Linked DNA regions of Homo sapiens: region 2 is linked to region 1. A link is a loop called in an ENCODE intact Hi-C map of the cell type or tissue named here. Cell type or tissue: GM12878. All regions are shown on one strand. Links, peaks and the distances in the headings refer to the core of each region. The heading gives the core; the rest is flanking DNA.

Region 1 (15,311 bases), core at 4,775-12,774:
ACATTGCAACACTTTACAGTGATGACACACTCAGGCGAAATGCAGGAGAATTCACAGTTCAGGTTAGCGTTGTCATTAACTCAAGTCTTTGGTGTCAACTCCCTCCCGCCCCGAACGTTCCTGCCTGGCCTTACAGTCAACCTCCCCGATGCATTTTCTGGCCTTTGTTGGTTTGTGTCAGCTCTTGAACATTATTTAAATGTAGTTTGGGGTCCATGAATGCAATTACCATTGTGTTATTATTCAGAGCCAGATTGTTAAGATGCAGGCAGCTGTACAAGGAGATGCCCTGTGCTGTGAGGTCCAATTTAGGAAGGCCTTCCGAGCTGCACGCGCAGGGTTGCTAGGCAACCCCATGCTACAGAAGTGGAGGCCTCACTCCGGAGTGGGAAGAAGCCAGGGCGCCTTCAGGGAATTGGAGGCAGTGGTCAATCTGAGACTGGCACAGCGCCGGGGAGGGAGAGGGAGGCAGCGTGGGCCGAGCCCACGGGCCTGGAGGGGTGGAATCCTGCGAGGAGCGAGGGGCACCCACCCAACTAGCATGCAGTGTGCCTGGGGAGGGGAGAGTGCTGCTGGGAGTGAGAACACAGAGAAGGTGCAGAAGCCTGAGGTCGGCCGGGAAACTGCTGAGGATACCCAGAGCAGATGCTAATATGATTCTCCGTCCCTTTCTTCTCTTTGCAGGAAATGAGCAGATTTGCAGAAAAACTGGTGTCCTGAAATTTAAAACTAAGGCATCGGTGCTTGTGAGTATGAATTTTGCTTTTTTAGTTCTGTGGCTTAACAATGTTCCTGGGAAGTGGGTGGATTTCCCTGTTAGGGGAAAAGAGCATGACCTGGATGGGATTGGCTTTTGGTTCTTCTTCTGGAAGCTTCCTCCCTTGGGGTGGAGCTGAACCCAGGAATGTAAGGCACTGAATTGGAGGAGGGTGGTTTGAACCCTGGCTCTGCCCTCTAAGTGGAGAATGTTCCCACTGGCTCATGAAAGAGTCACTCCCTTGACTCGATTGCTGTGCGGGAGAGCAGGACTCTAGAAAAAAGAGAGATGTGCATTTTTTTTTTACTTGGGGCCACAAACAGTTTGTACAGTTCTAAGTTTGCTGCTAGGTTGACCCCCTATTCAGAACAGTAAATTCTCATAGAGGCCATTTAACAGTGTGTTAAACTAAGTGCAGTCACAGGAACCAATCCATTAATCAATCTGAGAATGTCATTAATCACCAGGTGCCAGGCAGCACCTGGAAGCTCTGGGAAATCCACGAGAAGCAGCAGGCATTGGCTCTGTTTTGGAGGAGCTTTCAGTCCAGTTCAGGAAGAGAAGACACCTGCATATGAGACAAAGAACTTTATGACCAGGTGTGTGCACCAGCTCTGGCTGGCATGGCCCGGGCAGAAATGCTGGGGATGGGAAATGGTTAGGGAAGACTTCCTGGAGAAGGAGAGGCTTGAACTGGACTGATGGAGGAGGGAGGCCATTCCAGGAAGGAAGGAACAGGGGTGGATGCCTATGTGGAGGATGGTGTAGGCATGGGTCTGAGGGTGGGAGGGGAGAAGATGCTGGTGAGGTTGGACAGGGCCAGGTGCTGGAGGGCTTGGCATGGCTTCAGGAATGGTCCAGATGCAAAGAATCAGGATGGAATAAAGGATTCTTCACCTATGTAAATAAAATTTAGTTTCTGCCTGTTTGTCGGCCACTCCACGATATGAAAATGGCTGCATGAATTTTTCACAAACTTGAGGTTGTATTTGAGATCAGTCTATACACTGAGTAGATTATAGGAAATCTGCATTGGAGATACTCCCTTTGTCTCAGAGAGAGAGAGGGAATGAGAAAGACAGAGAGAGAGAGAGAGAGAGAGAAAATTCTCCACACAGCTGCAGCCAAGGGCCACCAGAGCCCTGTGAGGCCAGTAATGGGGCCACATCTTGAGCTCCTGGCGGACAGTCACCAATACAGCACTCCCAATTGTCCACTTGCCTTTCCCCCAGAGCCACTTCTCACGCAGGGAGCTCTAGGTACTGTGCTCAGGATGAGGGGCAGCTGGGATATATTTATTTAATGATGATTAATTAATATTTGTCCCAAGCAAGCAGGAGAAGGTAGCTAGTTATAAATCTCCATAACAACAGCCAGTATTCACATTGGATGAGCAATTTGCAGCACTCTTGAAGGTACTGCCTCATAGGTGCTTTACAAAGGCTCTATCCAGTATTCCCATTTTGCAGATGAAGAAACTGAGGCTCAGAATCATTCAATATTTGCTCTAGTTTGCTCTGCTAGTAAGTGGTAGAGCTGCCTAAGACGTCCACACTGACTTTCCGCTGCACATAACTGGACATTGCTCAGATTATGCAACAGGTCCTTTTGGCTCAGCCCTTGCCTCCTGCTTATTCATCCTGGGGAAGAAGAGTCATCATTGTGCTGCGCCACGGGGTCCAGTTGTCAGAACTCTGTCTGTTCTGGATGTCCATGTTTTGCTGTTGCTGGCTTTCGTGGGCTGTATTATGTCAGACTGGTGGTCTTCGGCAAGGCAGGAAGGTGGTTATGGTGCTGCCTTCAAGGAGGAAGGCTCACGTGTGCTTCCAACTCCTGGGACAACCCTCTGAAAAGATGCTGGAGGGCTTCATTTTGAGCCACTGGTGACTGACTTAGGTTGGGCTTCCTAGAAGCAGAGCCTGAGTCAGTTTTCAGTGGGATGTGATGTATCCAGGGAGAGCTCTTAGGAAACACTTGTCAAGGAGAGAGGGAAGCAGGGTAAAGAAGCAAGAGCTGAGTGGGAATGTGGTCTCAGGGCAGGTCTCCCTGGGTCTGGTCCACATCAACTGCACTGCAGTGATGTCTGACTTGGAGGCAGGGGGCAGGGCTTGTGTGTCCCCTTATTTGTCAGCAGCTGCCCCCAGAGTGTTGCTGGTGGTGCAGCTTCCAAGGCATCACCTCAACCAAGAGCAAGGACCCGAGAATGTCATGAGTGAAAGCTGTGTACCACACTCAGCAGCTGGGGAGTAGGTACAGAGACCTGGGCAGGGCATCAATTGCTTTTATTCTCATGCGTGTGAGCACCACTCTTGTCAAGACAGCCAAATGTCATTTTCACTGACCTGGCAGTAATTTTCATTGCAGTAAGATTGTATTTTGGGAGTATAGGTATTAAAATAGAAATCAATCCCGAAGTCTGTTTTTTTAACTGAAAATAACATGTGCTTTTTTAACTGGAATTTTATTCTTAACAGACAGTATCGTCTCAAGGCTCTAAATTCAAAAGTACCAGAAGGTATATTGTAAAAAGTCTCCCCTCTACCTCTGGCCTCAAGCAGGCTCCTGTCCTAGAGACAACCAATATTGCCAGAGTTTTGTGTTACTTTCCAATGATAGTCTACAACCAACAAGACTGTGGTTTAGATTCCAAAATTTTGGTGAATCTGATGCAGTATAGAAAGGTGCCACCTTCTTGGGTCTTTAGAGTCAGCAGTTGGGGTTATTCCAGAAGGGATTGAGCCGAAATAGGCCTTTTCTTTGGAGAGGGAGCAATTAATAGCCTGATTCAGCTCTCAGTGGAATGTTTAAAATGCATAAGAACTTTACAAACGTTTTCGAACTCTTTAGAGTTACTATATAAACAATTGATATAGGAATTGAAAATTATTTTTACTTCTAATTGCAAATAATAAATTATTTTTATTTCTCATTGCAAATAATAATTATTATTTAAAGCAAATTATACATAAAATTTAAATTATTATTTAAAGCAAATTATTTGAGATACCGCATGACAGCCCCTGGAATTCCCAAATATTTAAAATAATTTAAAATTTCACTAACTTCACTATTTAGTGCAAATCATTGAGGTCTCCCTGCATTTATTATCTGATGTCATTTGCATATTGTGTATTCTGTTTCCAAAGTGCATTTAGATTTCCTGCATTGTCAGCACCGTGTGAGTTTTCACTGTGGTTTCCTTTTATTCAGTGACTTGACTATAATTTGGAGGTACTTCCTCAACACAGGATCTGGTCCAAGATGGAATGGGTTCTTTTGGTGGCGAGCCCCCTCTGGTAGAAGGGGCTGAAACAGGAGCTAGGTCATCCGTCAGCACAGTTACACAGCTGATCCACACTGCCTGACAACAGGCTTAGAAGACGTCTAAGGTCCTGTCATAGCTGAGTCTCCTCTGTGCATCTTTGGTATTATCATGGCATTTTTAGGCCATTTACCTCACTTGAATTCCAGGCTGTAGGGCTCACACCGGACACTTACCTTCTGAAGTTCGGTCTTGAATGCTCTGTTCAATGCCAGTGTACATTTTCCAAATTGAGCTTATTTTATAATCGTGGAGGCCTGGCAGATATGTTTTTCTCTTGCAAGCAAGCTCCCTTCTTTCAGTTCTCCTTCATGTTTACACTCTCTCTCAGGTTACAAGAAAATCCTCTAACTTGTTCATGACCTGTTCCAGCCCGGAGACAGATGTTGGTGGCACCCCCATGAGGCAATGAAAAAAAATCTCATTTCCGTTCAAGAAGTAGAATCATTATCTTGATTGAAATAATATCTTTCCTCAACCTGCAACCAGATAAAGCATCAAATTGGTGGAGTTTCCTTATCACTGCACAGAGTTTGCAGGACACAGAATAATGGCCTGTCAGCTGCCTCTGGTGGGGTGGGTGCTGTAATACAGAGCCCACAGCTCCTGGCCTGGTTTGGATTATACGATGTCTGGTGTGATGTAAAATAATTCAATTAATGACAAATATCATTATATTAAAAAGAGAAGGTAGCGTAAACCCTAAAACAGAATAAGCAATAAAGGCAGCTACAACTATTATAGTGGTTGTTTTTAGTAGACACATCTAACATGCATAGGCAATTGTGGGGGTGACTGAAGGCTACAGATGTTTATGTCCTTTAAGGATGTAAGTACTCTGGAACCTGCAACCCCACTAGGCCTAAGATTCCAGGGCTTCAGTGGGAGTAAGGGGGTGACTGGGCTTGAGAAGGTGGACGAGGTCCTAGTTTTGGGTAGAAAACAGGACAGCCAGAGGGCAGCAAGCTGATATATTTGGAAAGGGAGCTGAAAGAGCTGTGGGTAGGGAGGCAGGGGGTCTGGGTTCCAGTCCTGATTCACCGTCATTGTCATGCAGCTTTGGGCTCTTGGGGCCTCAGTTGCCTCTTTGTTCAGAAAGGATAACATGGGGGTACCAGGAGAAGGAGGCGAGGCAATGTTTGTGCAAAGCCCAGGATAGTGGCTGTACCTTTGATCCCTCCTGTCCCTTGTCCACTGAGTGGGGAGGCTCTGCTACAGCCCAGGCAGGTCTGCCAGGTGGTAAAATGCTGATTCCCACAAACACTCTTTTCTTATGCACTGCTCAGCTCACAGCACTCCTGCATGGAAGGTTTCCTTAGCCTTAGAGAGCAAGGGGATAGAGTGTCATTCATATGAACAGCATTAGCTCAGAGTCCAGTCCAGTCCAGTCCTTACTATCTGCTTTCCCCATGGTTTGGCCTCAGTTCCCTCTTCTATGAAGATAAAGGGGTGACTCCAGGATCTCAGTGGCTCACCTTTCTAAGCAACTACTCTGTAACAGGCACTATTTCAACCATTTTACATTTATTAATTAACATAATCCTCACAACAATCCTATGCATTGGAAACTTATACTATCTGCTTTTTACAAGTGAAAAGTAACAGTGAGGTTAAGTAACTTGTCCAAGGTCACACAGCCAGTAAGTGCTAGAATTGGAATCTGAAGCCAAGCAGTCTGGTTAGAAAACTTAAAATGGACTGCATCAAGACTAAGTAACAGTTCAAACAGCCTGGGCTTTCGTCAGACCCTAAACCATAATCCTATGATACAGAGAAGCAGTAATAATAATTATATCTTTGTGATGTTCTAGGAGGCTGTAGAGATTGTTCCTACACCTGGTGGGAGGTTGAATGATATTCTGACTAAGATACCTGATCCTGGTAGCTCAGATCTCTTGCCATGGATCCCGTAAAAGTGTTGCTAGCTGTATATACACTGTAGAACACCAAGGTATGCGGGCCTTACCCTCCCACTTACTTGCCCTTGTCTGGCCCACCCCCCCATCACCCTACAGAGCCCTCCTGGGCCCTTGGGGCTGTGCTGTCTGCCAAGACTTCCCCAGAGAAGGAAACCATCCCTCCCAAACACCACCCATGCCTGCTTCATTTCCCTCTCTCCCCAGGCATGGCATAGGTGACATGAAAGCTTCTGTCTCCAGACCCTTGTCTTCAAGAGGAGTGCTGGCCTGTCAATGAGCGTGCCTGATTACCGTGGTAATCACCAGCGAATGGTGTGATTTTATAATACATTTCCATCTGAAATATGAACAGGTGTGCTGGGGAAATCAACATTTATCAACAAGAAGGTCTAGGGAGATTAATATTGAATTTAGGATTGCTCAAGGAAATGGATGGAAGGAAGGAAGGAGGGAAGGAAAGGAAGGAAGGAAGGAAGGAGAAATATCTTCCTTGCAGGGAAGGGAGGAAGGAAGGAAGGGAGGGAGGGAGGGAAAGAAGGAAGGAAGGAAGGAAGGAAGGAAGGAAGGAAAGGAAGGAAGGAAAGGAAGGAAGGGGAAATATCTTCCTTGCAAGGAAGGTACGGAGGGAGGGAAGGAAGGAAGCAGGGAAGGAAGGAAGGAAGGAAGGGGAAATATCTTCCTTGTAAGGAAGGAAGGGAGGGAGGGAAGGAAGGAAGCAAGGAAGGAAGCAGGGAAGGAAGGAAGGAAGCAGGGAAGGAAGGAAGGAAGGGAGGAAGGAAGGAGAAATATCTTCCTTGCAGGAAGGAAGGGAGGGAGGGAAGGAAGGAAGGAAGGAGAAATATCTTCCTTGAAGGGAAGGGAGGAAGGAAGGAAATAAGGAAGGAAGGGAGGGAGGGAGAGAAGGAGAAATATCTTCCTTGCAGTGAAGGGAGGAAGGAAGGGAGAGAGAGAGGGAGGGAGGGATATCTTCCTCGCAGGGAAGGAAGGAAGGAAGGAAGGAAGGAAGGAGAGAGAAATATCTTCTTTGCAGTCGAGGGCATTCCAGCCTGACTTCTGACCACTCCCCCAACAGATGCTCCTTTCCTGTCCCTCCCGAGATGGTCTCCCACCCTGGCTTCCAAGCTGGTCACTCACATTCCTCCCGGCTCTTCCCTTTTCTCTCTCCTTCCTGGTGCTTAACCACCTGTCTGATCCCACCAGCCCTGGGAAGCCCACCCAGCCCCCAGGAATCTCTGCCTCCTTGAGCACCTGAAGCCCCCACATTCCCCACATCCAGCATAGGAGAGTCTTTCTCCACAGCTGGCTGGAAGGCCCCCAAGTGACATGCATTCATCTGCTGTGTAACTCGGCCACCAGGCACAAGCCTTGCTCAGCCATGCAGGATCCCTTATTGGTTGGGGACTCTGGTCCCATCTACAGTCCTCAGAAAAGACAAGCCTCTGTTGAGCTAAGAACTTCTCTGTTTACTTAGGGCCCCAAGTGAAAACATCAGGCCAACCTCTGGGTGGCTCTAGAGCAGAGCGCCACAGCCAGATTGGTTTGTTCCTGCTGGAGAAATGGAATTATCTGCATTATGGTATTCCTTCCAGAAGTAAGGGCAGCAGAGGGCATCCAAGGAAACGGCAAGGCAGTTTGATCTTTAAGCCTCAGGGTCCCTGGCATTGTCCCCTCCACCCACTTCAAAATCAATGAATATGAGAAGCCACACTCCTGGGACCAGGAGGGGTCCTCCTGCTGCTCCATGGCCACCCTTGGTGGGGGAGAGGTAGGGCCCCAGAAGAGGCAGCCTTGCCCAGAGGGCCCTGGCACAATGGGACACATGATGGGCTCCACTGCTTTGTCCTGGATCTGTCAGTGTCTCAGACACAGAGCAGGCCAGGGTTTTTCTGTCATTACAAGCAGGAGAACAGAATGGACCTGATAGAGGCTTCCACATGAAAGGCCTTCGTCTTTACTTTCAAGTAGACAATGCATCAGAGAAGTTGCCAGACCCGCTCTGACGATGCGACAGGCATCAGCTAATATTTTGATTTTAATAGAATGAATAATAAAGAGCCCCAAGTGTCTCTCAGAACTAATTTTGAAGAACATATTCTGCCACATGTCCCTCTAGTTGGATCAGGCTCCTAAAGAGATCATAACAAAAGGTTTAAACCAAAAAAAGAAAGAAAGAAAGGTATTCCTCCACCAACTTTTCTCTCTTTTAATTTCCTTCTTGTAATGCTTCTCACAGAACAGTAACTTATGAAAAGATGAAATGAAGTTGGAACAAGAAGCAGCAGGCAGAAGAGGCCCGACGTGGTAGCCCTTGCTTTTGTTCTGCAGTGCGAATGGCTTCGCAGCAGATCCCCTCCCTGAGATGCCCTCCCTGAGATGCCCTCCCTGAGCATGGCAATGTGGGGCCTCCCGTGCAGACAAGTACCAAATACATTAAGGGAGAGGGCACTGCCTCCCTCCACAGGGGTCCGCATGAGTCAGGGGCATGGCAGGAAACAGGTGGCAAACTTCAGTTCATAGACAATTTGGAGAGTTGAGTTCAAAGGCCAGTGCCAGTGCAGGGAACTCTCAAGACCCAGTGCAGTACCCCAGGGCTGTGAACACTGGGGAGCTGTTACACCCAGGGGCACTAAAGGGGCAAGGAGAGGGAGGGGCTGGGCAAGGAGAGGGAGGGGCTGCTGGAAGTAGAGACAGTGAGGGTGGGGTGGAGGGGCCACCTTACCAGCGCTGTGACCTCTGGTCCAGGGATACAGCTGGTCTGAGGCCTCCCTGGAGAAAGGGATACAAGGCATTAAACACCCCAACTCTAAACCCCAAACTCCCTTCCTCCATTCTCCACCTAGGGCCCTACAGGCTGAGCTGACAGGAGGCCAGAGGCAAGGGAGCCCGTTGCTGTGTCTGCAGTGGTCGGCCTCCCAGGGCACAAGAAGAGCAGAGTAGGGTGGGAGGGACAAGTGGAAGACAACAGCACAGGCCTTGGCCCCAAGTTCTTGGACCCAAGAACTTGGACCCAGGTTCTCAACAGGCCAGGCCTGGCCTGAGGGGCGATTTCATGGCCTCCAAGAAAGTCCACAGCTCACAGACACACACACACAAACACACACATGCGTATACACACACACACGCACACACCCTCCTGTTGGCCAGGAATTATAGTTCCTTTTGCCAGGAACACAAGAATGATGGCACTGTCACAAAATGTTTCCCTGGAAGAGGAGAGATGGGGCCATAAATGAATCCACACTGAAATGCCACCTCAGGTCCCTTACTCAAAGAAGGAGCTGAAGGAGGGGACTAGAATAGTTCTAGCAAGGTGTCACAGGAGTCACCAGGAGGGGGCCTTGAAGAAGTGCCAGCCAAAAGGAAAGGCTTTTGCAGGTGAGGGCAAGTGGTCAAGGCAGAGAGCAGGAGGGCCTGAGTTCTAGAAGCTGAGGCCTGAGGGTGAAGCAGGAGGGCGAGGGGACCACTTTGCTGGTGGAAGCCACCCTCCAGCTGGCCCTGCTTGTTCTTGGCTCATTGTCCTGCTCCAGGCCAGAAATGGCTCTTGGAAATGTAGACAGCTCTCAGCTCTGTGCCCTAAAGGGGTTTATGCTGATGAAAACACTACCAGTGAAGTAATAGTTCCCGTAGATGTCCAGCACACCCTATGGGGGGCCTGGGCCAAGTTCTTGCAGGCATCATCTCTTTTAATTGTCCCAAGACCATGAGGTGGGCATGGCCCCACAGGAGGGAGCAGAGACGCGAGAGGTCAAGTGAATTCTCCAAGGCCACACACTGAACCCAGATGGGTTTGATTAGGAACTCTTCCCTGGCCTGGTTGCCTGCTGGCAGTCCCCTGGCTGAGGAGAGTCCACTCCTACAGAGAAGAAAGCATCTTTCAAATATTGGAACATACATTTAAATTTTTTATTTGGGAAAAATTTTAAATTACAGAGAAACTGCAAACAAAAATAATCCAAAGAATATCCTTGTATTCTTATATCTCAGTTTTACCTGCTGTTAACATTTTACAGCACTTGCTTAATCATTTGTGTTCTTTCTTACACACACACACACACACACACACACGTGTATTTCCTGAACCATTTGAAGGTAAGTTCACCCCTACATACTTCAGCATGTGTTTCCCAAGGATAGGTATATTCTCTGACATAATCATAGCATGGTTGACCAATACATTTAACATTTATACAACACTTTAATCTAATCTATTCTTTGTATCCCGATTTTGTCAGTTAACTTCATAATGTTCTCCCCAGCATTTCTCCCTCAAGTAGATCTCATCTAGGGTTGGATATTGCATTTAGTTGTGTCTCTTTATCTCCTTTAATCTGGAACCTTTTCACAGCCTTTCTTTGTCTTTTATGACATGGACATCTTTGAAGAATACAATGCCCCCACTTATTTGTAAGACAGTATATTCCTCATGTTGAATTTGTCTGATGTTTCCTCTTGATTAGAATCCAGGTTATGTATTCTTGGACAGAACCCTGCATAAGCCCTCTTGGTTCTTCTCAGGGCATCATCAGGAGGCCCTCATTGGTGATGTTAATTTTGATCCCTCAGTCCAGGCAGTGTCTGATTTCTCCATTATAGGATGATTTTTTTTTCTCCCTTGGAACTAGCAAGTGGTCTATGGGGAGACATTTTAAAACCATGCAGTACCCTGCTCCTCATCGGTCTCTCCCTAGATGTAGCACCCATTGATGACTTTTGGCCCATCCAGTCATTAACATGAGGTTGCACAATGATGCATTTCCAACTCCAGCACTGCCTCCATTCTTGCCAATGGGCCCTTTGCATTCTACTGTAAGCAACAGAATGTTTTTATTTATTATCTGCATAGAATGATGAACTCTGGTTTTTCCAATGGTTTAGTATTTCTCACCTATGATATTTTAATACACCACTATCCCTATTTTGAGTATGTTCTTACTTTCTGGTATGAGAAGAGATTTCCAGGCTTATCTTGCACCTACCCTGCACCAGCCCTGGCATCAGTAATTTCTCTGGGGGGCTCTGGTTCCTTTTAGCGAGGAATGGTATTAGACATCCAGATCTGGGTTTGCTCGTTGCTGGGTATATTTGCACCTTGGCCCTTTCAGGGGACAAAACACTAGGAAATACATGCATCCATACACCTATACATCCATGTACTATTCACCCATACACATGCACATACACTGACATATTTGTATTTTAGAAATTGTGAATCCATACCAATACCTCTGATTCCAATCCATTTCTACATGGTTGTTTCCTGCCTTCCCCATCTCATAATTACATGTCCTTCTTCAGCAGTGAAACCTCGGCTCCCCAAACTGTCAACAAAATTCACTCCTTTGCTCATCCTATATTACATCTAAAAATACTCTCAGAATTGTTTCACCCAAATCACTACAACCAACAAACCTTCCTCTCATCCCCACCTCACCATGCCATGTTCATAAATTACTAGGATTAGTCTTTCCTTCCTGATTTTTTCTGTCCTTCAGTGTGGTTATAGTATTTATTTGAACTACAGTTAGGTTCCTTTTTTTTCAGTTTGAGGGATTTTTTTCCTTCTCATTCTTATTAAATTAATTTTTAAAAATATGTAGGACATGAACATGCTTTCAGAAGTCAAATAGAAAGGTACAGTTGGAGATAGAAGGTTTAGTTGGAGATAGAAAGGTATAGTTGGAGATATACAGAAAGGTATAGTTGGAGATATGTCACTCTCCTCTGTAACCCATTGCTTCCTTGTAGGTAACCAATTTAATTGTTTTCTGCTTATGCATCTATTTCTTTGTGTAAAGAGAAGCAAAATTATATGTTGTCTTATTTCCCCTTCTTTCTCACAGAAAAGGTAGCACTATATATAGATAGATAGGTAGGTAGGTAAATACAGATTTAGATGTATTTACATTTTACTTTATTCATTCAGTAATATTTCCTGGCAGTCACTTCATATCAGCCCATAGAGGTCTTCCTCACTCTTTTTTACAGCTGCATAATACTCCATCGTGTGTATGTGTCATGGTTTATTCACTTGCTCTCTTACGGATGACCACTTAGGTAGCTTCTCATATTCTGCAATTACATAATGCTACAATGCTTGTGCATGTGTGTTTCATATGCTTGGGATTCTAAAAATGGGATTATCAAGTTGAAGAGGATGTAGTTTTGTTAGGCGTTGCCAGATTCCCCTCCATGGGGTTGTGTCAGTTGCATTCCTGTTTTCCCACGACCTTGCCAACAGACGTTATTGTCAAGTTTTGGAATTCTTGCCAATCTCACTGGTAAGAAATGTTATCTCATTATAATTTTAGTTTTCATTTTTTTATTATGAGTGAAGTTGAAAATTTTTCATATGTTTAATGATCATTTTTAATATTGCCTTTTGTGAATTGTCTTTATATCTTGTCCATTTGCTATTGGGTTTTTGGTTCTTTGTCCCTCAATTTTTAAGAATCTTTTATATACTAAGCCCTTTGTCTATGATATATGTGACAAATATTTTCTCCCAGTTTATTATTTGCCTGTGACTTTACTTATGGGATTTGCCATATAAATTTGTTTGTATAGTCAAATTATCCAATCTTTTCTTCTTACAGCCAGGTTATAGAAGAATTCACCCATGTGGAAACGTAATTTTTAATGGCTATACAGTGCTAAACCATAATTTTCATATAGATTCTAAAAGATGAATTGGAATTCCAGGTTGATGGGGTGGAGGATGAAGGAGGGCAGATGGGGAGCCAATTTGGAAGCTGGAGCAAGCCCTGTTGATTTTAGGATGGGGACAGGGGACAAGTGGTGTCTGCCCTGTAGTGATGGACATTCACACGAGGCATCAAGATCAGTCCCCGTGACACAGTCCAGTGACAGGACCTACCAGGAAGGGCTGTGGACTTTGGAGGAGGGAGAGGTCCTTTGGGTTGGGCATTGAGTCTCTGGGGCAGGGCCAGGACAAGGATGAGGCAAGTGAGGCACTCAGTGTAAAATTTAAGGAGGTGCTCACTCTCAGGAGCATGCAAGTGCAGGCCTGGCACCTGACAGTGAGTGCCTCCTTAAATGTGGTGCCCTAGGGCCTCACCTGCCTCCCACTACTGCCTACTCTTCCTTGGAGAGAAGGATTTGCCAGGCCTTGGAAAGATACAAGTTGAATGGATGGGAAGGGGGGACGTATCATAGGCCCTGAGACTGTGTGTGGGAGAAGCAGTCCATCCATGAGGGACTGGCCCAGTTAGGAGTGGTGCGGTGCTAGAAGGGTGGGCTGGGAGGAGTTTGGATTTTATCCTGAAGGTCCTGGGAAACCACTGCAGGACTTTAAGAAATTATGCCAAACTGGGGGAAATGGGGATGATAACAGCCACTTCCCAGAGTTAATATCAAGATTAAATGAGATAATCCACATAAACCTTTTCAGTTGGCGTGGGGCCTGATGTGGAGTGGATGCTTAATCATCATGAGTTTCTTGGACTTTGAGGGGATCTACTGATTTTCTTAATCAGGTTTTGGGTCTAACAGCAGAACTGTTCAAATCACAATGTAGGAATAGAAAATTAGCAAAACCTGAAGTAAACTAACTGTCCACTCCTGTCTGGCAACATCTTGGGAAGAGGAAGATGGCATGTTCAAGAACTAGAGGAAAGTCGGAGCTTTCAAGTTGCTCCAAGGCCTCCATTCTCAGAACAGAAACCAAGGCCTGGGAAGGCTCTGCAGTGAGTTACTCTGCAGTGAGTTCATGGCTGTGCCAGAGGCTGCTGTTCCACCCCACAGTCCCCTCCCACCACCCCCTAGACAGTGCCTGTGCTCCTCTGTCTCTGCAGGAGGCCTTCCCGACAGTCTGTGTCTCCTCCCTGAACTGTGCTGACCCTGAAAACAGAAAAAGCGAGAAGCAGACAGGACCAGGCGGCCCTTCCCACCCCTACTGTGGCAGGCTGGCCTGGGACAGAGCAGCAAGTCCAAGGCCCTCTTCGCCCCGGGCCAGCTCCCTGAGGGAGGGGCCGCCCAAGGAACTGAGGGCTATCATTGCCCTCGACTTGCCAGCCCAGTGAAGGCCATTCCCTGTGGCCCCGTGGGTCACGTCAGTCAAGTGTTTGGGAAAAATAAGTGTGCAACGATGTGGCGGGTGCGTCCTTCAGAGCTCGCTGGTCTCCCTCTCCCCCAGCTCCCACTGATGGAGGCCAGGAGGTCACCCGAATCTCCCAGACACACTCATGGAGACAGGGCACACAGACTCCGCTCCCAGCTCCCAACCCTTCTACCTGCTTCAGGCCTGCAGCTCCGGCTGAGAAACCTAACAGGTCCTGGGCAGATTCCCAGCCGCCAGCCCTCCGTGCCCCCCTGCCTGCTCCACCAAGCTGTGCAAATGGCTGCCTGACGGGCCATCATGACATTTAAGGGCACTGGGAAGCCCCTGATGCAGACCCATCTTCCCACCCATCTTCCCACTAGCTTAAAATCCATCCTCAATGCGTCCTTAGCCTCATCATGTCCTGTCTGTGGCCGAATCCACTGCCACCTCTTCCCAGATACCTTTCTCAAACTACAGAGGAACAGTGACCTTCTTCCTCTGCCTGCAGCCTACACAATAGGTTTCAGCTTTGGGTGCAGGCCTGGCCACGTCTGTTTCTTGTCCCAGGTAGCTGTGAACAAAACTGTCTGCCTCTTTCAGTATGAACCACCCAAGAGCTGGAGCTACTTCTTATTCGACTTTGAAATCCCCAAATGCGTGGACTGAGTGGCTGACATGAAAACAGAAAGACCACAGTCTTCAGAGACTGGAAGGATTAAGCTTGAAGTCTGGCCTGATACTTGCCAAGTGGCTTCAGGGAAGCCACTTAAATTGTCTGAGCCTCCATTTTCTCATCCATTCAATAGGATGATGGTATCTACCTTGCAGGGCTGTTGCCCCACATAAAGTAGTCAGAGTGCCCAGCCCAGGAGCTAGGACCCGGCAGGCACCTGTTGCTTCATTCACAGATGCCTACTGTGTGCCTGCTCTGGGCCAGCCTCCAGGGCAGCCATGGAGACAGCAAGCTAGGACTCAAGCACAGTTCCGGAAGCCTCTGCTGAGAGCCCTCTGTCTGGGTTGTGCTGGGGCTGGGGCTGCAGGAATGGGTACAGCATCCTTGCCCTCCAGGCATTAATGGTCATTCCCATCATGGGCACAGTGGATTTTCCAGGCTCCTTCCAGCCGCATAGTTGCTGAGATCAGCTCCTAGAATTTGGTGATGGATGATTCCTGGGATATTCTTCCTAGAGTGAAGGGCCTGGCCTAGGTAGGGGAAGTGAGGGCTGGAAGGAGAGAGGAATTCAGAAGAAAGAA
Region 2 (15,311 bases), core at 3,784-11,783, 54 kb after region 1:
TCCATTTACCCGTGATGGATATATAGGTTGTTTCCATATTTGGCTTCTGTAAATAATGCTGTTTTGAACAATCATTTGCAAGTTTTTGTGTGGACCTAGGTTTTCATTTCTTTGGGGTATATACCTAGGAGTGGAATTGCTGGGTCATATGGTAACTTGATAGTTACCCTTTGGGAAACTACCAGAATGTTTTTTTACAGTGGCTGTACCATTAGACATTCCCACCAGCAGGTATGTGATGGTTCCAGTTTCTCCATATCCCCACCAACACTTGTTGATAATATGGCCTTTTTATTGTAGCCGTCCTATCTTTAAGGGTTTATATGCTCAAGGGAGCAGTAGCCAGGAAATATTCTGGGATCAGCTCAGCCATGCTTGCTTTCTATAGGTATAGTGAGAGCCATTCAGACCTCTTGAGCATCCTGCACACCCTGGTGTTTCCTTTGCATGTCCCAGAGCTCTATACTGAGCTTTCCCTCTATGTCCCTATAAGACAGTCACTTTGTATGGCTGAGTACTCTATTTCATGCTGATATTTCAGCTCCACAGTGAAATCATTTTATCCCAGTTTTATGCCTATGGGACTGAATAGGATAACTAACACTCTTAACAAAGACAAATTTGAGCCAACTGGCATGGGGGAACTCACCTAGTTTGAAGACTACCAAACATTACACACAAAAAAAAAAACAACTATCCTTTCATTAGAACATCCTAAGTCCTGGTCATTAGCCATTCTGTGGCATCATGTTCAGTGTAGCCAAACCTGAGGACCAGAAGTGAATTCCAGTGCTTCTTGGAAGTTATCGTAATGGAATTTGGCTTGTATGACCCAAGAGCAGCCTGGACTATGCTCTGCTATGAATGGACTCTTCACCATCAAATGGTGCTTAGTCCAGCAGTTCCTAAACCTGATTACATGTTGCAATCACCTATAAAGTCCTTTAAAAGATTTCAGGCCAGGTGCCATGGCTCACGCCTGTAATCCCAGCACTTTGGGACGCGGAGGCGGGCGGATCACTTAAGGTCAGGAGTTCGAGACCTGCCTGACCAATATGGTGAAACCCCATCTCTACTAAACATAGAAAAATTAGCTAGGCGTGGTGGCACGCACCTGTAATCCCAGCTACTAGGGAGGCGGAGGCAGGAGAATCGCTTGAACCCAGGAGGTGGGAGTTGCAGTGAGCTGAGATGGGACCACTGCACTCCAGTCTAGGTGACAGAGCAAGACTCCATCTCAAAAAAGTAAAAAATAAAAATAAATAAAAGATTATAGATGCCCATGCCTACCCAAGAAGTACTGAAGTTGAATCTCAAGGGAGGCCACCGGGTGCTTGGAGGTGATTGTGGTGAAGTCTGAGAACACTTTTTAACCTCTCTTTGCCTCAATTTCCTGACTTGAAATGGGGAGTTGGATGGATTACGCTGGTGTTCTCCACAGAGATTCACACAGCTGGCTCAAGCAAAACAGATCTGTGTGGATCTGGTTCTGCACAAAATTTTATTTATAAAAGGGGGCTTCTGCTGCTGAAAATGATTCAGAGAGCCTTTAAGTAGATGGTTTCTGAAGTTCAGCTTTGACCATTCTGAGTGTTGAGGACAATTTTCCCAACTTCTCGGAGGAGGATTAGCAGAGTCATACAAATGGCCGTTACTTGGTAAGACAGTCACGCTCTTCAAGGGCAAGGACCAGATCACCCGTGTTGTTGCCCTGGCTAGCTGTGTGCACAACTGTGATATGGTAGGATTGACCTAGCATCACTTTCTTCTCCCTCCCCACTCAGGGTCATCCCTGCCCACTTCCCTTAAAGCCCCCAGAGCTTTGCTCCTCTTCTTCTATTATTATTTCTAATAGCGGCCCAGAATGTCACTCATTCAACCAACTTTTCCCAAATACCTCCTGTAAATGACAAAGTGACTAAAGCTCCATTTCTGTCCTCAAATAATGCACCAGCACATTTTAAGCAGAGAAGCAGCCTGAGGTTAATCTCTAGAGGTACAATTTCAGGGCTCCTTGATTGGGATGAAGGAGGATTTTGGAGAGGCCTGCATTCACAGCACGTAGGTAAGGCGACTCCACCCCTAACCCTGTCTGCAAGCTCTGCTCCCTTACCCTCCCCTACTGGGGCTCTGCCATCAGCAGGCTGCTCAGAAAATGCTTCTGTCATCCCTGGTCTCAGCCAGAGACCGCCCTCCTCCTGACTCCCACCTGCTAGGGAGCAGGGAGGCAGAGGAGGGAAAGGGAGGGCCGGTTTATTCGGAGATCTGAGCTCCACACTCCAGACCTTGGCTTCCACCCCATAACCCTGACTGGACAATTCACAGGACAGCTGTGCTGTAGGGACTGAAATAATCACAGTTTATTAAAGCTGTCAGGGGGTGGGGAGGTGGGGTGGAGGAGGGACCAAGGGTTGCATTTCTGCCTTTCAACGAGAGAGAGGCCAGGTGAGGAAACTTGAGGCCAGGCCTCCATGCAGTGCCGTGCCCGGAGCCTCTCCCTCCCTTCCGGGCAAATGCACACACCAGTGACATTAGAGACACTGCTTTGGGGTGTTTTGAGAGTTTTTTGTTTTTCATTTTTTTAATAGAAGGAAAAACCTTGAAGTTTCACTTGAATAGGGATTAATGTCTCTGTGGCCTGGACCTGCAGAGGAGTAGAAATTCTAGAAGGGTGGAAGTTGCAATTAAAGGAAACAGGTCTGATCTGCCTCCGACTGATCAGGGAGGGCTCCTCAGTTGGCAGCTTTGAAAGGAACATGTTTGGGGTAGTTTTCTGGGCATTGCTATGTGGTTTTTTTTTTTTTTTTTTGGACTTTCTCTGGGTGTGTGTGTGTCCTCAGTTAATACATAAACATTGGTTCTAACCAGGAGATGGGGACATTGGGAAGTTATGAAGCCACCCTGAGTGTGTCTTTGACCTTTGGTTTTTCACCACTCTCCTTTGGCAGTTTTTTTGGAGGGCAGTGAAACGGGCGTTTGCAGCACACGTTTTTTCCCCTGGTATCTTCATGCTTTTCCTACACTGCTCAAATTCCTCTCCCCACCCGCTGAGACCCGCCCATCCAGGAATCTGTGTTCCGAAATCATCCCATCTAAGCTCTCAGCACCCTTTCAAACCCCTCACCTCATCCCCTCGTTCTGATGACCAAACCTAGTTATTAGGAAAATCCAGTTCTTTGCACGAATTCACATTAAGGTGTGGAAGAGACACTCACTACCACATGGTCCCCTTCTCAGGGTGTCTGTATTTGAAAGAGAGGGCTTACCTGCGCACACTTCTTTCTTTAAAAAAAAAAATTTATTTCAATAGCTTTTAGGGTACAAGTGGTTTTTGGTTACACGGCTGAATTATATAGTGGTGAAATCTGAGACTTTAGTGCACTCCTCACCCAAGTAGTATACATCGTACACAATATGTAGTTTTTTTTGTCCCTCACCCCCTTTCTACTCTCCCCCTTCTGAGTCTCCAGTGTCCATTATACCACTCTGTATGCCTTTGCGTACCCATCGCTTAGCTCCCAGTTACAAGTGAGAACATACAGAATTTGGTTTTCCATTCCTGAGTTACTTCACTTAGAATAACGGCTTCCAGCCCCATCCAAGTTGCTACAAAAGACATTATTTTGTTCCTTTTTGTGGCTGAGTAGTACTCCATGGTGTATGTATGCCACATTTTCTTTATCCACTCATTGGTCGATGGGCACTTAGGTTGGTTCCATATCTTTACAATTGTGAACCGGCCAGCAGACATTTCTAATGATGGGACTCAGGCATAAGGAAAAAGCAAAGTCAGGCACTCTGGGCAGTGCATGGGGCCAGTTGTTTATTTGGGGAAGGGGACTTCCTAGACCACTTTAATCGTGCCACATTTCTAGCCACTTGTGTGGCCGGTGCATGAGAACAGCCTGGCAGGCGGCTAAATGGAGAGGAGGATGAAGGGCCAGAGTGAGGGCACCTTGCGGGGAGCAGTCGGTTCGGGGCATTGCAGGGAGAACCAGGAGCTTCCCAAAGGTCAAGCTGAACTGGACAGCCCAGAGGCTGATGTTCAGGCAGGCAGGAGTGATTTCCTGTAGGCCTGTGGAGCTCTTCATGGTAACAGTAGGTATGACCCAGGGAAGGTTGGAGAACAAATGGAGCGAACATAAAGATGGAGCTTACGGGGTCCTCCAGATGACTCAGGCCTTGGGGAGGAGGCCCCTTGGCTGGGCTGGGCAGCCTCTGGCCGGCCCTTGTGGACACGCAGCTGTGGAGTTCTCAAATCTGCTGCCTCTTTCTCCCTCCCTTCTCCCGCCACTGCTCCCTGCCGAGGGGACAGCTTCTCTCCATGTTCCCTCCCATCCCTCCTCTCCCACTCCTGTGGCGCACCCTCTGAGTGAACCTGGCTCCAACTCTTGGAAGCTTTTCCAATAACACAGTGGTGAACTCTCTGCAGCCCCAGGCAGAGGAGAGGAGCTGAGCGTCGGCCAACCCCAAAGCCCACGCTGGGATGAAAGGTCGAGTGAGCCTCACGTGGGGAGAACCGAGGGGAGAACAGTGGGGCCCTGGGAGGAGAAATGCTGGCCCACAAGGCCTTCCTCACAACCAGTGGGGGCCATCGAAGGCGATGCCTCATCAGCAAAGACAAAGCAGCACCTACTGTGTGCGGACCCCATGCTGACCCCTGTAGGACACCCATGCAGGTCTTTGGCCCCTTCCTTCTAAAGAGTTGTCATCCATTTAGCCAGGTAAGACCAGAACTAAAAATGAAGCAAGATTCTGTAGAATCAGGCATGACATTCAGCTGAGTGGTACAAGAGAGACAGTGCTGTTCAGTGTCAGAGCAGGGGGAGGAGGTCTCGACCAAGGGCTCAGGGGAGCCTTCAGGGAGGTGCTCTGAGCTGGGACTGATGATGAAGCAGTATGGCACAGCCTCTTAGCACATAGGCTCTGGAATCAGGGCCTGGTTCAAGTCTTACCTCTGTCATCTGCAGGCTCCGTGGCCTTGGACTAGTTACTTAACCTCTCTGTGCTACAGTTTCCCCATTTGCAAAATGGGGATGGAGCCTCCTAGGGTTGATGTGAAGACTGAATGAGGAAAGCCATCAGTGCCTGGCCTGTTGTGCACACTCCATAAGTGGTGGCCTTCACCATTTACACAGAACCTTCACTGAGCCACGCGCATCTTCCTTCATTGCTCTTGCCCTTGAACCTTGAAGGTTCTCTTTTCCCTCCCCCTTTCCTCCTCCCTCTCCCATCTCTATTTCTTTTGCTCCCCCTTCTTCCCTGCCCTAAGGCTGCAGATGGTCACTCTGACCTGGGCCCAGGCGGAAAGGTAGAAGTCATTTTCTCTGTTTCCTGAGGCCAGCAAGACTTTAGATCCTCCACACAAATGCTCAGCCTTACAAGGGACTCCAAGAGGATTGCCCCTACCAGGTTGAAGAACTCCACAAACTCAGCATAGAGCTCTGGTCCTCCCCCCTTTCTCCCAGCACACACCTCTCCTCAGAGGGATTGATGAAACCCAAAGCAATGGAAGTGTCACATGCCATTCAAATAACAAGCCTGGTTCATCACAATGGCCCCACTGCAAGCAGGTGTCCCCATGTAACAAGAAGCCAATGAGGGCATCTCCCCCGGGGAGCTAGAATGGGCTGAAATTTTTGAGACCAGCTAAGCAACACACTGTGGAAGTCAGGACAGGCTGGAGTCCACAATCAGTTCCAGGTGATTGGATTCAAGAGCCACTGGGGGTCACACTGTCTAGGGCTGTCCTCAGAGCGCCGCTCTCATAAGGACAGAGGAGAGTGGTGCCCAGGGCTGTCTTCAAGCCCCAGGGTATCAGAGGGTATATTAAAGACACAGGTGTTCTGATGTGATTAATAAGACCCTTCTTAGACCTGTCTATGACAAAATCCTGGTCTGCTCTTAGACTAAATCACTTACCAATGATAGTGAAGAATTATCTCATAATGGATTTTTTAAAGTAATTATTACCAGAGACTGAGAACAGGTAATAATAATGGGGAAAGTCAGCCTGAGAGGTAATAAAGGAAAATAGAAAATACCTGTATGTAAATTTTTGAAATGATATCCTTTGAAGAAATCAAATGATATAAAAAATGATGTATCCCTGAAGCATAGTCCTGGCCAAATGTGCAGTACTCCCTGGGAGCCTGACTGCACGGTGCGCAGTGCTTCTCTACTGACCCTGCCGCCAGCATGCCAGCTCCCCTCCTCTTGGCAGGGCCCTTCCAGGATCACTTGCCCAAAGCACACTAGGTAAAGAGAGTTGCACGATGATATCTTGCATTCTTAGAATGCGTGGCTAGCGACCTCAGTGCAGCCACACCACACCAGACTTTATCTGCTGTACAGTGTCTCCTGGGGCTGCCCAGGCAGGGTTCCTGCCCTGGATCACCTTGTCTACTGGAGCCACCTAATGAGGGGCAAGGCAGACAATGTTAGGACATCAGAAGCCCTCCTGGTCTAAAAGTTCTTCCCTGGTGGATGGTGGACCCAGAATAAGGATCTGCCTGACCCCAAGACCAACTCCACAGTGCTTCACTGCGTCTCCAGCCATCATATTGTTATGGCCAGCACCTCTGTTATCCTTCCCCTGTCTGCTGTGGTCTGGGGAACAGGGTTAGCCGAATCCTGAAACAAGTTGCCATTTACACCATGGCACAGAGGGCTGTCCATGCACCCCATTAAGGGGGTTCCCTAGCAAGGCAGCCAGCCACCAGTAGCTCAAGCGTGCAAAAACAGATGTCTGTAAGCAGCCAGAGGGAGATGCACCTTTCAGGGCTGGGGCCACCTTCTTCCTACGGACACTATCTAGTCCAGAATTCCATTCAGGAGTGAGATCCCTTACACGGCTTCCACAGCAGGAAGCCCTTACTGGATAAGAATCCACTTAGATCTGGGTTCCCACCTCAGTTCACCCACTTTCTAATTGAGTCACTGTGGACTACTTGGAACTTCTGAGTCCCAGGTTGTTTATCTGTTCAGTGGGATAATCATAGCTGTCCTCTGAGCTGATGAGAAGATCAAAAAGATAAATTATGCGATATATCTAGCACACAGTAGCTGTAATTTTGAAAGTAGTTTTTGACTCAGAGCTCCCATGCAGCAAACCTCTGCCCCTCCCCTGCTTCCCAGTGGCCCCTGCATTCTGCCTGTGACCGTGGCGTTTCTCCTGCCACGGCTGATGAAAGCTGAGGGTGTGGCTCAGCAGTTGCTGCTCCTGCCTTGACCTGGCCCTAGACTCCATCCTGGCTGTCCCAACTGGCCACCGCTGCTGTCCTCAGAGCAGAGAGGTGGAGAGAGGGGAAAACTGCAAGGGGCTTTCTCCCAACCAGTGTTAAAATTCTGCCTGTCCATTCCCAAAAGCTGTCCTTGCTTTCCTGCTTTCTCACCCACCCCTGCTCCTTGAGGAACTGGAGCCCCCTGGGCTGGCTCAGATAGCACTTCACAGACACCAAACCAAAAATGCCAGCCAGCATCCTATCAGGATTCCTGGGTCTCAGCTACCTGAGGGTGAGTGCTCAGCCTTAATCCCATGGTGCTGGAACTGTTCAGCCCACCATCTCCAAACCCCTGCAGGTGCCCAGAGACCCTAGTAATCCTCACAGAACAGCAGGGGGCAATGCAGATTCACCCCACCCCCTTCCAGCTGGCTCCTCTGTAGTAATAATGAACTTAATATACGATAAACAATAACTGAGTAGTAAAAGCATGTGCAAAAGATAATTAGTAACAAAACACCATGGTTCTCAAAGGTGGTTGGTTGCATTTTGCTTGGCTCTAAGGACTGTGGTGCAGATTCTATTCCAGCATGTGCTGTTGACTTCCAGGAAAGGTACCTGCTACTCAGTGTCTCCTAATACATTCACATGAGGGACCCATTCCCACCGCCTGCCATCCCAGGCTTGCCTGAGGGTTGCAGTCAGGCAGACAGACTGCGGGCTTTGTTCGGCTTTTTCATCATCTCCAGAGAATCCGACATTTCTAGGTAGAGGTCACCATGCCCCAAAGTAACTGATGCCAATTAAAGGGGCCCAGCCTGCCTGGAGAGTTGGGGAGATAGTACCCAGCCTATGATCCCCAGGTCATGGGGTTAACTTGACAACTCAAATGATTCCTCACAGAGAGCTTTGCCTTAATTGGCATATTTCCTGGCTGGCTGAGCCCTGCAGGAAAGAAACCATCTCACTGTCCCCAGGCTACATCACCTCTTGTCCATCAGGGACCCCAGAGCTGAACATCGAACATAAAATATGAGAGAAACAACCCTTCACATTAACAAAAAAAAATCGTAATATACATGTTTATGTTTACAATCTCATTAATAAAAATATACACGATCATTTCTAAGGAGAGCTCTTTTATAAGGATGCATCCTGCAGCACTTACTTCTATATTCACCATTCTTATACTGCTCAGAGCCTGAACTACAAAATTAACCCTGAATGTTGCCATATGACTGACTTTTCAGTATTGTTTTCCCTGTTTGAAAGGCTGGGTTCTCTGGGCAGCCGACCAGGAAGCAGTTTAACATGCAGGATGTTTGTTAGGAGTGTTCAGGGGATCAACTCCTGCAAGAGGCAGGGGGAGGGAGGGAGTTGCTGCAGCAATGCCAGCCCTACCACTTATGCCAACCCCACAGGGACCTCTGGGGCTGAAAGGGCCTCTTCAAGTTTGTCCCAGCTTGGGCCAAAACGCCCAGGCCTCTGACGCCCTGCATAGTCGCTGAATGTGCGGTTCTTGGAAGGCGTGACTTTGGGCCAGGTGGCTCTCTGCAACCCTGAAGGGGCTGTCCTGAGCTGAGGGCTGAATGCTGACCTTGCTCCCAGCAGCTGGGGTCCCCATCTGGGTGGCTCATCTCTGTGCCCTCTGCAGCCTGGATGTGACTCATTTTTCTCATTCGTTTGTAAACTTCCTAGAGGGAGGAAGTATATCCTATATTGCTTTCTCTGTCCCCCTTTCAACCCCTATCATGTGATCACTTGATGGGTGATCACAAAGCAATCAGTGATCCACATGGAGGTACAGCCATAGGCATCAGGCTTGCTTGCTCTCTGTGTCTGGGGGCAGCTCACCCAGGTACCCACAGCTGCCAGGAGAGAGATGCTACAGCCCAGGGTGTCAGGCCCCTCCAGACAGAGCCCCAAGGACAAGTTCGACCAGCCCCATAGATCCGCATCCCCTCCTGCAAGGAGTCAGAGTCCAAGAGGGAATATTTCAACTTTCTTGTGTGTGTTGGGAGTGGGGGGCGGTTAGAGTGCATGCAGTACATAAGCAGCTCCCATCTGGTCTGTTCATTCACTCATCTGCTCATTCATTCGTTTGCTGAGCAGCTACAATGGTGCTAATAGAGTGGAGGCTCAGGTGTGAGCAGTTCTTCTTCCTCCTGGGTTGGACTGAATGTACAGCAGGACAAGAATCCCGGAAGCCCAAAGTAGCTAGTTCATTCACTGGGAAGGCCACTCCCCACCACCTGAACTCCAACCCTTGCATTTTGCTGCCCATTTCGGATACTTCACCAGAGCCTGTTGTAACATATTAAGTCAGTAATCACAGGGATTACTGTGATCCCAGCCCTCACCAGCCTCAGCTGCTCTGGGCCTTCTCAGAAGAATTGGCTGCAACCATCTGGCACCATGAATTTAATGGTGCCTCTTGCTTGGAGGCCTCTTATACAGGGAGCTTGCACGTGGGCAGGACAGCATGATAGTCTCTGCCCTCCACCTCCCTCATACCCTACTGCAGCACCTGTGTGCCTATAAAATAAAGATGAAACAACTACATTTTCATAACAAAAGAGAAAAAAATGACCAACAATCAGCCAAAGGTAGGAAAATGGTAATATCAATTGTCGACCATCCATTCAGTTGAATATTATACGCCATTAAAATAACAGATCCAGACACTGTACAGCACCATGGACTGGGTTCTGAGGCCCTGAAGAACTGTGCTGCCCACACCTCTGTGCCTACACTGGGCTGTGCTGGCATTGCTGTTGGTCCAAGAAGATCTCAGTTTCCATAGCCTCTGAGAGTTTTGGTCACAGCAACATGAACAGCCCGATCTAGATGGCTCCAAGCTCAGCTGGCTCGGCTGCAGGAGCCTGGCACCTCCTCCCCAGACCTGCAGGAAACCTTCTGTTATGCTGTAAGTCACCAGGGACTGCAGCATGTCACTGGGCCCCAGGCACAGGTCAGCTCAGGCCTTAATGCTGTATCCTCCACATCCATGGGTCTCTGCTGCTGCTTGGTGAGAACACTGTCTCCCCTAAAGCCATCCTGAGCCCTCAGGACACCAGAGCCACTCTGTGCCCAGCACAGCCTTTTCCCTCTCCCTGTACCCACATTGTCATCAGGGCCCAGGTCCCCCGCAGTGCTCAGCCTCTCTCCTAAGCCCTTATTTTACAGATGGAAACCTGCCTCTCAGGCCAGGTGATGGCTCACACCATCAGTCTTGCCATCTCCTACCTGTACCCAGCCTCTCATTCAATCCAAAAGCCTTCATGTGAATTGCTGCCCATCAGTTTCACATGCTGCTAAATCCAGAATCCCATTTGCCCTAGGGAGACACCCTCATAGAGCCACTGTTACTGCAGGTATGTACCAATGGGAGGCATCTCATCCAGGCTCAGAGGGAGCTAAGAAGTGGATACAGGGTCAGTAAAGTGTGGGGGCTGGGAGTAGTTCTAATGTGTACATCGCTTAAATTTGCCTTTAATATTTTGGTACAGTAAGTGCATTTTTTTAAAAAAAAAAAAAAGAGTATTAAGCCAACTTGAAAAGATTTGTAGAAGTTTTGAGACACACAAGAGCAGCTGGGACAGCATCCCATCCCTGGGCTCTGATGACAGTGGAGGGACACAAGCTAACTGTGAGTTGCAGTCACATGATGTCTGACAGTTGCTTATACAATGGTTTTGCCACCAGATGGGTATTCCACCTCCTCTTCCTCCCCTACCCACAATTCCTGGGTTATGGCCTGCTGATGGCCTGGATCTCTGTCTTCGAGGGACAGCTTTCTTTCAGCTGGAGTAGAAGCCTGGGAAGAACAGTGCTCATGGGCATGGCTCTGCAGGGAGCGCAGGAGTAGGTGTGAGAAGTGGCTGCTTTCCCCAAGACCAGGGGCAGCTCTGGGGACTTGTGCCTGCCCTGGAGTCCTGGCAGAGACTCCTGAGGCACCCACTTACTCTCTTGGTACCTCCCAAAATCAGTCGGCCTCCTGCAGCCATGCTTCTGTCCTTCAGGGCTGGTGTTCCAGGGATGTAAGTGTGCAAACTGACCTTGCTCCTTCCCAGCATCCTCTGCAGGCAAGCCAGGCAAGGCCTGGAGCTCTGATTGTGTGAATGATGCCAAAGGAGCCGCTTCATTTAGTCTCCAAGTGAATGGGGTTGTGCAGACCTACTTGCTGGGGGCAGGTTAGAGTCTCTTTGCTTCCCACTTTCCCTCCTCCCCCAGTGTCCATTAGTTCCTAGACACATCCCTGTCCTGCTAGCACTAGTTCCTACACATATCCCTGACCTAACCACTTCTTTTTTATTTTTATTTTTTTTTAAGACGGAGTCTCACTCTGTCACCAGGCTGGAGTGCAGTGGCGTGATCTCGGCTCACTGCAACCTCCACCTCCAAGGTTCAAGTGATTCTTCTGATTCAACTGGGACTACAGGCACCCACCACCATGCCCAATTTTTGTATTGTTGGTAGAGATAAGGTTTTGCCATGTGGGCTAGGCTGGTCTTGAACTCCTGACCTCAAGTGATCCGCCCGCCTCAGCCTCCCAAAGTGCTGGGATTACAGGCGTGAGCCACCGTGCCTAGCCATTACCTGACCACTTCTTTCGCCTCCATGGCTGCCTCTGAGGTCCAGTGCCCTCAGCTCCCACCTCATCTCCTGTCACCCTGCTTCTGCTCGGAGCCTTCCCACACAGTTTCTCCCCCAGAGTCATCTTTTAAACCATAAGTAAGATCTGTCAGTCTGCTGCTTCCAACTCCTCAATGGTTCCCCCTTGTAATTAGATTGGATTTCAAATTCCTTACTGTGGCCCAAGGTCTTGCTAGTCAGAGGGCTGTACCCAGAGAGCAGCAGCTTGGGCCCCACCTGGAAATGTAGCATCTCAGACCCCACCCTAGACTGACTGAATCAAAATCCCTGGGGTTGTGTGCACATGACGGTTCGAGAAACGCCAGCCTAAGGGACCCTCTTCAGTCTGTCCAGCTTATCCCTTCAACCTCATGCCAACCAACACACTCCAGACTCAAAGTGCCTTCTCTCAACCCCCGCTATTGAAGTACCTGACCCCAAGCCAGTTACAAGTTCATTCCTGTTTCATTTTCTCTGGAGGGCTGCCATCAATGAGATTGTTATTTATGTTGGTATGTCCTCACCAAAGTGTCTGCCAGGCCTATCACAGTCCTGGAGCTCAGGGGAGACCCAAGCAAACCAACACACATTTGCCAGGCACCCAGGATGGACCTAAGCAAGCTGTCTGGGCCCACCAGGAGTTCCTGGTTGGGCCAGGAGGACCTGCCTGTTACACATGAACTATGATTCAAAACGTAGACATATAGTCTTCAATTAATAATAACATTTAAAAAAGACAAAAAGTAGGTATACATTTTGAATGAGAATACAAATGAGAAATGCCCCCATTCCTCCAAGTGCACTTTGTTGGAAAATGAGAAGGAAAGGGAGGTGCCTGGTGGTTTCAGGGGAAGGAATGTGTGGAACGCAGGTCTTCCATGAGCATGGGGCTGGCAGTAGGAACAAAGACTCGCTTGCACTGGGCTTGCGCCTGCGCTGGGGTTGCGCCTGCACTGGCTTGATGTTCTGGCTCCTTCTCACCTGGTGGAAACAATTTATCAGTCTCAAAGATTAAGAAGATCAGGTGCCATTGTTTTACATCTCATCAACCTGGATGCAAACAAAGTAATGGGAGAAATAATACCCTTTAGTGTAGAGTCATGGTTCTCAAAAGTGTGTCCCTGAACCAACAGCATCAGCATCACCTGGGAATTTGCTGGAAATGCAGAGTCTTGGGACCCACCGTGAACCTACTGAATCAGAAACCCTGAGGATGGGACACAGTGATCTTTGTTTTAACAAGCCGTGCAGGTGATTCTGATGAACACTGAAGTTTGAGATTGATAAATTTTTTTTAGTTATAAAATAATTTATTATAGAAAATTTAGGAAATCATAAAGGTAAAAGAAGATTAAAGCATCAGTAATTCTACCACTCAGAATAAGCTCCTTAGGAATCCACATCAGGCAGAAAGACAAAAAAGAAAGAAAGAACTCCAATTGATATTGTTAATGTTTTGATGTAGCTTCGCAACCTTGCAAAAAATATGTATAATTTTCTTCACTTTATAAAATTGAGGTTATTCTGGACATTGTGCTACTTTTATCACTTAGCACTTTATCTGAGCATTTCCTAATCACTCATAGAAAGTCTCATTTTAATTTAGGTCGCATACTATTCACTCACGCTAATGTACCACATTAGCTATATATTGGGTAATTTTCTATTTCCCCTAATATAAATGGCACTAGAGTGAATATTCTGGCTCAGGAACACTGATTGTTTTCTTAGGATAAGAAAGAGGAAGAACAAGTCAAAGACTAAATATTTCAGGTTTCTTAATGAACTTTTTACTATTAAAGTTTTAAAACATATGTATGTATTTATAACACATATGGCCAAAAAGTTAATATATTAACCCTATAAAAACAGCTTTTGTATCCTTAAAAGAAAGGCATGCATCTCAGTGGCACAAAAGGGGAAAAGGAAATGACAGCTCAGAAATACATGATTACCTGTGGCAAATGATCAGTTCACATATAAGAAAAGGTTGATCAGGCTAGCGGCAGTGGCTCACGCCTGTAATCCCAGCACTTTGGGAGGCTGAGGCAGGCGGATCACTTGAGGTCAGGAGTTTGAGACCAGCCTGGCCAATGTGGCGAAACCTCCTCTCTGCTAAAAATACAAAAATTAGCCAAGCGTCATGGTGTGCACCTGTAGTCCCAGCTACTTGGGAGGCTGAGGCAGGGGAATCGCTTGAACCGGGGAGGTGGAGATTGCAGTGAGTCAAGATTACGCCACTGCACTCCAGCCCGGGCAACCGAGTGAGACTCTGCCTCAGTAAAAAAAAAAAAAAAAAAAGAAGAAGAAGAAGAAAAGATTGATCATGATTGTTAATGAAAATACTGAAGTTAAAAGCTCCAAGATGCCTTTTTTTTTAACTCATCAATTTCACGAAGCTTTGTACAAAAATTAGAATAGCCAGGGCTGGCAAGTAAAGGTACAGTGAAGTGGATATGCCCACCCATCTCTTCTGGAAGGAATAGAAATTGGTGCTGTCTATCTGGGGAGCTGTTTGGTATGTTTTACTAAAGATTCGTTCTGCTTGAGTAGCTCATTAGACACCATAAAGGCTCATCCCAGAGCAATGTTCTGTGAGATGGAACACGTGTTTTGTTGTACAGTAAAAAGAGTTACCTCTGGCTGAGGGCATAGGATGCTCCAGGCCCTGTTTTAAGTGCTTTACTAGTGTTAACTTACTGAACCCTTACAACCATCCAGTGAAGGTCTGTTTATTATTCCCATTCTATAGATGAAAAAAGGAGGCCAGAGAGGTCAAGTAACCTGCCTAAGGTCACATAGCAGGAAAGTAGCTGAGCTAGTACTTCAACCCGTGGTCTCTCTCTGACACCCATGCTCTAACCTCTGTGGCAGGCTGCCTCTCAGTATGGCAGGAACTGAGACAGTGAGATTAAGTGAACCTCCTGAGCCATCCAAGACTTCCACTTGTCTCTCAGTTCAGCATTTATTCACGCCTCTCCATTAACTCCCATCTGCCCACCTCGGCTGTAGATTCTAGTCTATCCTGCCTCCAAAACACTTTTCATTTTGAGGCATCTAAATTTCAGATAATGATAGGAAAAACACATCGTTAATAAAGAACAGAAACCTTGCTTTGTCCACGGAGGGACTGGTATGTTCTGGTATATCCAGTTTTGCTTGAAAATATGTGTGGTTTCTTTGGTTGTTGGGTCCTTGGGGGTGGGCAGCAGGTGCCAACATTCACAGCTCTAACCACGCCCAGCCCAGCTGCATTGCTGGAACCTCCGGAGAGGTAAAAATGAAGTCCATTCTCAGATCATAGCTTGCTGTTTAGATGCCCAGGTGTATGCTAAGTGCCGTGGGAGCTAGGAAAGAATTATAACATAGAGCCCCTGCCCTTGAGGAATATGATGCCCTTATGCACAGGGCAGACCTATACTCATAGCGTGACAGGAGAACTAGTTGGCCTGC

The links. A loop is a pair of places that touch in the nucleus more often than their neighbours do. Peaks named below come from ENCODE experiments on the same cell type or tissue, not always from the same donor. Only the 100,000 strongest peaks of a DNase experiment are listed, where the experiment ranks them.
Region 2: it touches region 1 in a loop (5-fold over the local background); 5 of 110 quality-filtered maps call a loop at or near these places.

What each region holds. Positions count from the first base shown.
Region 1 is chr18:48,171,369-48,186,679 of GRCh38, reverse strand. It overlaps ZBTB7C (zinc finger and BTB domain containing 7C), which reads left to right. Exons shown (of 5, transcript NM_001318841.2): 3 at 685-746. It overlaps ZBTB7C-AS1 (ZBTB7C antisense RNA 1), which reads right to left. Exons shown (of 5, transcript XR_001753437.2): 3 at 8,718-8,764; 4 at 5,248-5,399; 5 at 3,248-4,558. Among named protein-coding and RNA genes, the nearest start is that of ZBTB7C-AS1, 16 kb to the right of the region's middle. RefSeq lists enhancers at 1-458, 459-977, 14,013-14,513. In GM12878, for the core only: no CTCF peak of the experiment used is centred there; no DNase peak of the experiment used is centred there.
Region 2 is chr18:48,116,850-48,132,160 of GRCh38, reverse strand. All of the region lies in intron 3 of ZBTB7C (zinc finger and BTB domain containing 7C), which reads left to right. Among named protein-coding and RNA genes, the nearest start is that of ZBTB7C-AS1, 38 kb to the left of the region's middle. RefSeq lists an enhancer at 3,836-4,434 and a silencer at 5,489-5,783. In GM12878, for the core only: no CTCF peak of the experiment used is centred there; a DNase peak (open chromatin) is centred at 7,050.